2 separate regions of the Homo sapiens genome follow, and region 2 is linked to region 1. Evidence: read pairs that join two places in POLR2A ChIA-PET (ENCODE). Cell type or tissue: Caco-2. All regions are shown on one strand. Links, peaks and the distances in the headings refer to the core of each region. The heading gives the core; the rest is flanking DNA. Region 1 has its middle 23 kb from the start of MIR8079. Region 2 overlaps TSC22D1 (TSC22 domain family member 1).

The links. Peaks named below come from ENCODE experiments on the same cell type or tissue, not always from the same donor. Only the 100,000 strongest peaks of a DNase experiment are listed, where the experiment ranks them.
Region 2: POLR2A ChIA-PET joins it to region 1 with 5 read pairs; 9 of 35 experiments call an interaction of 5 or more read pairs at or near these places.

What each region holds. Positions count from the first base shown.
Region 1 is chr13:44,216,896-44,221,297 of GRCh38, forward strand. No RefSeq gene overlaps it. Among named protein-coding and RNA genes, the nearest start is that of MIR8079, 23 kb to the left of the region's middle. In Caco-2, for the core only: no CTCF peak of the experiment used is centred there; a DNase peak (open chromatin) is centred at 1,906.
Region 2 is chr13:44,428,931-44,433,332 of GRCh38, forward strand. It overlaps TSC22D1 (TSC22 domain family member 1), which reads right to left. Exons shown (of 3, transcript NM_183422.4): 3 at 3,213-4,402. Among named protein-coding and RNA genes, the nearest start is that of TUSC8, 25 kb to the left of the region's middle. In Caco-2, for the core only: no CTCF peak of the experiment used is centred there; a DNase peak (open chromatin) is centred at 2,441.

The DNA of each region.
Region 1 (4,402 bases), core at 260-4,259:
CAATATCCTCTGATCCTTCCCCAAAACCCCATCATCCAATGTCACCATCAATGAACATTCTGAAGAATTATCTTAAGTTATAGTTAAGTTTCTCTAAATTAAGTAGTATCTTTTTTGCTTAAGGTGTTTCCTTCCTCTTCCCCTGTGCTCCTTTTCAGCTAGTTTTTTGTTTATTTGTTTTTTGCTTTTAAGACAAAGTCTCCCTCTATCGCCCAGGCTGGAGTGCAGTGGCATGATCTTGGAGCACTGCAACCTCTGCCTACCAGGTTCAAGTGATTCTCCCACTTCAGCCTCCCCAGTAGCTGGGATTACAGGCACCTGGCCCCATGCCCAGCTAATTTTTGTATTTTTAGTAGATACAGACATGGTTTCTCCATGTTGGCCAGGCTGGTCTTGAACTCCTGACCTCAAGTGATCTACCCGCCTCAGCCTCCCAAAGTGCTGGTATTACAGGCGTGAGCCACCGTGCCTGGCCTTTTCATCTAGTTAAATCCTACGTAACAACACCATCCAATAGAATTTTCTGCAATGACGGAAACATTCATTATCTGTGTTATGTAATACGGTAGCCACTTGCTGCAGGTGGCTAGTGAGCACTCGAATATGGCTAGCGCAACTGAGAAATGGAACTTTTAATTTTATTTACATTTAATTTATTTAAACTGAAATGCCAACATGGGGCTAGTGGCTACCATATTGGACAACATAGCTATATAACTTTCCATGAACTCAAAATTCACTTCCTCAAGGAAAATTCCCTTCATCCTCCTTCCAAAATTAGGCCTCATCTGCCCACTCTATGCTGTCTAGAACCTTCTTCTTTCATAAAGTCAATGAGGATTATAATTTTGAATAAGTTTGTGTGTATTACAAGTTTAATGTCCATTTCCCCTGGTAGAACAAGCTCTAGGAGAGTAGAGACGATGTCTCAGTTACTACAATGTGTGATACTTACTCAGTGCTCAATAAATATTTATTGCAATAATGAATGAGGCCAGATGTGGTGGCTCACGCCTGTAATCCCAGCACTTTGGGAGGCGAAGGCGGGCAGATTCCCTGAGCTGAGGAGTTCGAGACCAGCCTTGGCAACATGGCAAAACCCCATCTCAACTAAAAATACAGAAATTAGCCAGGTGTGGTGGCACATGCCTGTAGTCCCAGCTACTCGGGAGGTGGAGGCAAGAGAATCACTTGAACCCAGGAGTCAGAGGTTGCAGTGAGCTGAGATTGTGCCACTGCGCTCCAGTCTGTGTGACAGAGTGAGACTCCATCTCAAAAAAAAAAAATGAATGAATGAATGATCAAATGATCGTTAAAATATTCTATAGGATTATATACCGTATATATGCTTATTAAATAGTTGATCACAGAATGCAATCATATAATAAATAATCCTGGGAGGCTAACTGCTGTAATCAACAGAAACTGGGACTGACAGGGAAGGTAAGAATTTGACATGTTCAGTTTTGGGTATGTGAAATTTGAGATGCCAGATCAAGTGCATTAGGCCCTTTACCTTATTGTCAACTAAAATCGTAAAGGCTCTTCTAATTCATGAGAACATCCCACATCTCCTCTCTCTTGCACTTTGTAGCTAAGAGAAAAACCATTCACCCTTCTCATTAACATTTCTCATTCTTCCCTGAATGTTATGTTCATTGTTCAGCCTCTTGAAGTTGCTCTAAATCCTGAGTTTATGAGTGTACTTATCTCCACTCCCAGCTTTGCATTGTGTCAGTATTTATTTAACGTATTCCCAAAGCTGTTAATCCAGTTAATTGGTAAACATTGGCTATGTCAGAACCTGTAGCACAGTACCGAAGGAAGGCCTCCAGATAGATACCAAAATGCACGAATCAGCAGCACCCTTTGGATATGTCCTTTCACTCATTAAGTAAGCCCTGCCTGGAATGGAACTTGAGCCATGTCTGTTACTCTGGCCTCATGGAGCACCTGGGAGCTCACTAGCAAGCTCCTTAACTCTCTCCTGCTCCAGCTCCTTCTCAGCACTGTTGTTTCCTTCTTCTCCTAACAGATAAGTGGAAATTGGAGGGCCCCGTGGGCCTGCCTGAATCCAACTGCCACACCCCGGGCAAGCAGAGGGCCAGGGCCCTTTGCCCAAGTTTCCTTACAAACCCATGAAGGACAGTTTCAGAAAGCAGCACTCTAAAGGCACTCAGTGTCAGAGCCAAGGTAAACAGCCTGGGACACAGCTGCCGGTCCAACCGGGGTTAGGCAACGTGGACAGCCAGCGTGGGAAGCCAAGAGAAGCCGAGGAAAGAAAGAGAAGGGAGGTTTGAAGGGGGCAGTTGAGAGGGAGGCTTTGGCAGTTCTTGACTTCTGCTGCCATTGCAGTGGGCTTTGGAAGCCTTGAAAGGGACCGTAAAGATGAGAGCCAAGGAGGTGGCCACCAGAGGATGCATTTGATTGGGAATAGACAAAAGAGGCATCATCCTCACTTCAAAGCCATTTATCAAACACAGCAAGTGTGCTCTGCATAAGGATAAAGACCACCAGCTCTAGCATACATCTCAGGGTCCCAGAGAGGACAGGCAGACACCTCCCTGCGAACCCTAAGGCCTTACTGGGCAGCTCCCGACCTGGACAGGAGAGTTGGCACCACTAGCATACCGCCCTCCCTATTCTGCCTCCCTGAATTCCTTCTCAGCTTCTAGAAAGGGCAAACGGTCCTTCCATTACCAAAAGGCCCCCAACCACCACCCCTCCACTTCACAGAAAAACCATCACATGTTAACAGTCCTCACTGTTCTCTGCATGTTACATCACTGCTGACTTCTTTTAGTTTTTTCAAAAGCCCTAAAAACTGCTACCAGGAAATGAATAAGTCTACGTTGGATAATCCATAGCAATCTCATTTACTGTGAACAAGAGCCACAAACAGGACAGTGTGGTCATCTCTCAAGGGTGTTGGTGACCGGTCGGGTGATTCCCAGAAGAGATCAAAGCCAGGCAGAAAAGATGGCAAATGTAGCAGCTAGTGTAGTCAGTGGGTTGTGATTTGGCTGGAGCTGAGGCAAGGGAACGTCTGAAGCGAATGAATAAAACCCTGCACAGCTCTGAGAATGCCCGTGGCCTGGCCTGTGCTGTTGTTACATTTATATCTAATTCATGGAGTTGGTAACTGAGTGGTCGGGGCCCAGCCAGACTGCAGCAGCCTGTGCAGTTCCCCCAGGAGCCCGTTGGCCAGGTTTACCTTGCCTAGTTTCATCTCAAAGAAAAACATCGATTTAACAAATATCAAACCTTGGACCCCTGAGACATTGAAGCAATCAGGTTCTGTGGCCTGTAGGAAGCTTCTGCAATGCCAACCTGCTAAATGGTACCAAATGCCCAAACATTAGTCATAGGCACTATTATCAATGACCTACTGCATGCCAAGTGCTTGTATATAAACTGTTTCACTTGATCCTATTCCAAAATCTCTCTCCTGTCATCCTCACAGGCAACCGCTCTCATTGAAGTCATGATTTCTGCCTTTATCTCTGACTGGATTTCCCTGACTCATCCACACATAGCCTGAATAAACTTGGAAATGTATAAATATGAGCAAGTCATTCCCCTTCTTAAGACTTTATGCATTGCCGGTTTCCTTTGGGTCACATCTGCTCTCCTGGGCTCAGCATTCGAGGCCCTCTGTTGCTGCCGCTGCCCTCCTCCTGTCCCTCGGCCTCTCTTCTTATGCCTACCCTGAGTAGGTGCACCCCTGTGCCTTTCCAAGAGAACTTCCCCTGCTTGTGGCCACCGGAGAGTTCAGGTTCCTCCTTTGGGATCGCTGGCATCCTACTTTTCTCCCTGAGACCTTTCCTGACTTCACCCATTGCAGTGAGTCTCCCATACCCACGGTGAGGCAAACTTGGCAGCTTGTCCTTCAACCAATTGCACTCACTACACCCCTCCTTAATCATTCATTTCTTTCATTCTCAAAGGAGTTGATATCCTCAAGGGAGCCAGAAGTGGTTCTTGGTCAAGGGAGGCTGGAAAAATTTTGTTCTTTTTATTATAAATCACAGATATGCATATAGTACACAAATACAGTATATCTGTGATATTAAAATTTCACAGGATAGAGAAGGGAAGATTATGAAAAAATGTCTACCAAGGCTCCTTAGAGGCCAATAATGAAAAAAAGATTGAGAAATACTAAACCGGTTTGTTTGTATGTCTTCCTCACCAACTGGACCGTGAGTCCTCTGTGAATCCCCAGAGCCAGTGGAGTGCCTGACACATGGAGTGCTTTTGAAGAAATGTTGGCTGTTGAAAGCTGAATGCATGCATGCATGCATGAATGAATCCTCCCAATACTCCCGAGGGGTGGCATTGCTGCCCCATTGGGAAAGATAAGAGAACAGATGCTAAATGCCCTCCTCCAACACCATCAAAG
Region 2 (4,402 bases), core at 403-4,402, 210 kb after region 1:
CTAATTTTAAAATGCCTAATGGCGGCAACACTCTTGCTCATCCAAATATGCTGCCTGGTTCGTGGGGGAGGGCACTATACTTCGGTCATTCAGGGATCCAGCTGACAAAGGCTCTGTCACTCCCAAGGTTGCCGGGTCTTCTCCATCCCATCAGTGGAAGGAGAAGGAGCCTGGCAGATCACTGAGAATGGTTTTCTCATGGGCCAAGCCTGGGGGGCTTCAGTTACTTCATCACTCATCCACTGACTAAACCTGAGTCCCACGGTCACTCCTAACTCCAAGGGGGCGGGGAGATGTAATTCAGGCGTGTGCCCAAGTGGAATAGAAAATGGAATCTTAGGCAACCAGCTTGTCGCAGTTTGCCTGGGACTTTCATGGATGTGACATTGAAAGTTCCACTACTCAGAACACCCTCAGTCCTGGGAAAACCAGTTTAAGTAGAGACACTAAGTCTCACTGTTTAAGTAGAGACACTACCTCTTCTGTTTTCTTGGTCTCTGAATCTACAGTGACTACAAACCACTTATCAGGGCATGAATTGGATGCACTTATGAGACAACAGGGCAGATTATTGTAACTGAAATATATGTGTCCCTGAAAATTTGGGTCATGTGTTATATAACCTTGGTGATACACATCTACAAACATGGTCTTTGTTCCTAAATGAATCAGCTATAAAATGTAGTGGTAGGGGATATACCGCATTGAAAAACACTACTCATTTAACAAGAGTTCCTAGAAGAATTCCCAGAAATATTTCTGCCAAAGGGTTCGTCTGAGAAGGAACAACAAATGAATAATTCAGATATTATATTGCATAAGGCAAATTTTGCCAGAAAACAAACTACCTCATTTATCTTAAAGACAGCTTATGTGAACTGTCCTTGGGGACAGGGACTGTGGCTCATTCACTACACTATCTCTGGCTTCTAGCAGGTACTCAGTAAATGTTCTCTGAGTAAGTTAACACATGGTTTTCAACACAAAGTACCAGTTTACTGTGCACCATAGTCACACAAATAGCCTGTGCCCCCTTTCTCTCATCAAAAAGAAGAGATTTTCCTGATTTATTTTGAGCTGAAGGGTGGTGAGCTGCCATTTAGGGCAGATTCTAGTTCTTGAGACAGTCAGACGACAGAAGGCGGAGGGGACACATGTGGCCTGTGGGCCAAACCAGCTTAGTAGGTGTGCTCTCTTATTTGGTCTGTGCAGTGTCCAAAAGTCAGGCATTTCCAGACAGAATCCTGGATTTATGGAACTTGGAAGAAATTGGAAGATCAAGCAACACAGTGCTTGAATTCCCATATGGCAACTGGATGGAGCTACATAGCACTGTCCCTGTTAGCTGAGCACACTCCCCAACTGCCACAGTCACTACCATGTCCTACTGCTTACCCTACTCACTCAAGAAGCTTCTCCACCATATCCGACAGACACTGGGGTCCTGAACACCTGGTCTAAAGCACAGACCTCTGTTGTAATACTGCACATTTTTAAATGGCTACTGAACCTTCCAAGTAGCTGTTGCCAGAACCTGATCTCCAAGCCTAGCGACTTCAGGCCTGCCTGGCATTCCATAGCACTGGTTTACATAGAACCTTTTTCTGTAATGAAATTAATAATTTAAGATATATATATACTCCACCTGTAATCATTTCCTTCCACCAATATTATTTCTGTAGTACCGAAAATATTGGACACTGAAACATGGACAATTCCCAACGAATCCCTTCTCTAATTCACAGAAATGAAATGCAGCCTTTTGCTATTATTTCTTTGATACAGAAAAAAACGGTGTGTTTCTATCTGTATTCTAAAGGACATTATTCCCATGTGTGTTTTCACAGTAAAGTTTAAACAGTCACTACTATTACCAAATACTAAATCAAAAGCTATTAGAAAATAAAGCTGCCACACCTTTATCCCTATGAAAAATACAAAATTAAATATATAAACAAACATAAACAAGCAGATGAATGACTCAGAAATAATAGTAATGGTTAACACTCCTTGAACCCACCTCACTCTGAACTGTCTCTGTGCTGACAGCTTCCCAGCATCAGCCTCCCAAAACCCCTATGGAGATAGCATGTCCCCATTTTAAGCATGAGGAAACAGAGAACAACAAGGAACTTGCCTGAGGTCACTTAGCTAGTAACTAGCAGAGGAGCTAGGATTAAAACCAAATTAATTTTAGCCATTAAGTTAAATGAATAAACAAAAACAGTGCACGCACACACACACACACACACCCTCCCACCAAAAGTTCGAAGAATAAAATAAAGTCATTATCAGATGCAGAGGACTGTAGCATCTGTGGCAAGACAGGATCTTTGTGACCTGATCCAATCCTTATTTCACAGGTGAGAACTCAGGTCTGAAGGATTCCATTCCTGGTCCAAAGGTCAAACAGCTGATGACTGCAGGGCCAGGCCTAGCAGCCAGAAGCCTGCCTCTCAGCTCAGGGTCCTCCCACACACCAGTGCAGGAACCTATGGCACTGTCTGCTTCCAAGTTCTATCGGTGGGCACAGATCTCCACTTGCAGGCAATGTTACCTAAGAGGGAGAGGAAACTTGATTTTCTCTGCCTCCATTTCTAAAAATCGTAATGCCACAATTGCTGCCTGAATGGATTTGAAGTTGACATCTAAAAGCAGTCATGTTGTCAGCCCCTGGTAGTTTCAACTACTTATTTTACACAAAGCAAGAGCAGAGTAGTGTCTATATAGATTAATTTTCATTCCTAATTTTAGTTATAATTAACTTTTATACATTTCTTGTATAAATTTAAAGCTGTTCTGGCATTGCATATTTATTCCATAATGAAAAATAAAAGTTCTCTTTTAAAGTATGCAAAAAATGCACACAATTACTGAAATATGAACACTGTTCATTTGAAATACAAAGTAGACGTTCATTCAAATCCATGTAAAATTCCTACTTCTCCTTCATTGAACGGGGGTTTCTCCTGCTGCAACTGATGTCATGAACACTCAGTGCTGGTACAGCATGCCATTCCCCTTAAAAATCTTTCCTTCTCCACAGAACATAAGTGCAACATAATCAGTTATATAATAACCCACAGGCCAATAAGACCTACACTCAGGTCTATAAGCAAGTAGCAAAATGCCTTTTTAAATTACCTTAAATATGTTTAAATATAAGTCAATCATCTCAAGTATGTTTAGTAATTACTAAAATGAGGAACATGTATGGAAAGACATCTTTTAATAATTCATTCTTATTTCACAAATATTCAGCTGCCAAAATTTCATGAGTCTCACATTTTTAATAAAAAGACCCAAAGTTCCATTAAATAATGGAGAAAAAAACTTCTCCACCATCTTAATACACTGACATGAGATTTTTCAAATTTTCCACGATTACCACCTATGGTATTTTAAAGATCTTCATTAAAAACATAAAAAATGAAATGGCTAGGGATTTCTATTCACTATAGTTTTTTCAAGGAAATGTAATTACTACGTAAGTATTCCTTTATTAAATTTGAAGTTATATAACCAACAAGCCAATATGAAAGATTTTTCTTTACGTCCTTTTCAAATTCCCCCAAAATATCTTTATGACAACTGCTATCAGCCTATGGCAGTGAGCCATCCATCATTTCAACAGGATGCCCGTGTCACCACTTTATAACACATGCACGCTATCGAACAATTCTTTTTAGGGATCTTGGATGTCCCATTCACCTCTCAATCTCCCACCAGCTCTAGATGAGAGAAATGAATGATTCAGAAAGTTTGTCCTTGTTCTGCAAGGACTTAAGACAAGCCTTAGAACTTGGGATTGGTCCAATTCCTACTGGGCAGGGGGCCACTGCTGAGGCCCTAGGTTGATAGATTACAGAGCCGGTAAACCCACCCCATTCACTTGCTCGCTCACGTTACTCCTACTGCAGAGTGGGATCCCTCAGGCTCACTCCTCAGGTGCCAGGGGCCAATCTGCCTCAGGATTCCTTCGTGGTTTTAATTTTGGCCTGTTTTATAGTCATGCAGAATCAACTGCAAGGACATCCTTGCTCATCTGGTCCCACCTCAAATCATCTTTTGCTTAGACAAAACGAATTATCCCAGGAGCTAGAAACTCATCCTACACTAGGAGAAACATCCCAACCCAGGGTGACAGGGTTCTTAAAGTGGAAATCAGCTTCTCCAACTTCCGTCTTTTGATCCTAGATCTGCTTATTCCAATTATACACAGAATAAGGCTCCTTCTTCCTCTCAGTTCAGTAAAAAATTAAGATTTTCAAGGACTCCTAGAATTTTAAAGCCAAAGGGGAATGTAAGAGATCATCTCTTTCAAACCCCTACATCCGTCCAGGAGTGAAGCAACCTGTCCAAGTCACACAGTAGTTAGAATTGAGCTGGACTCCTCCACTGT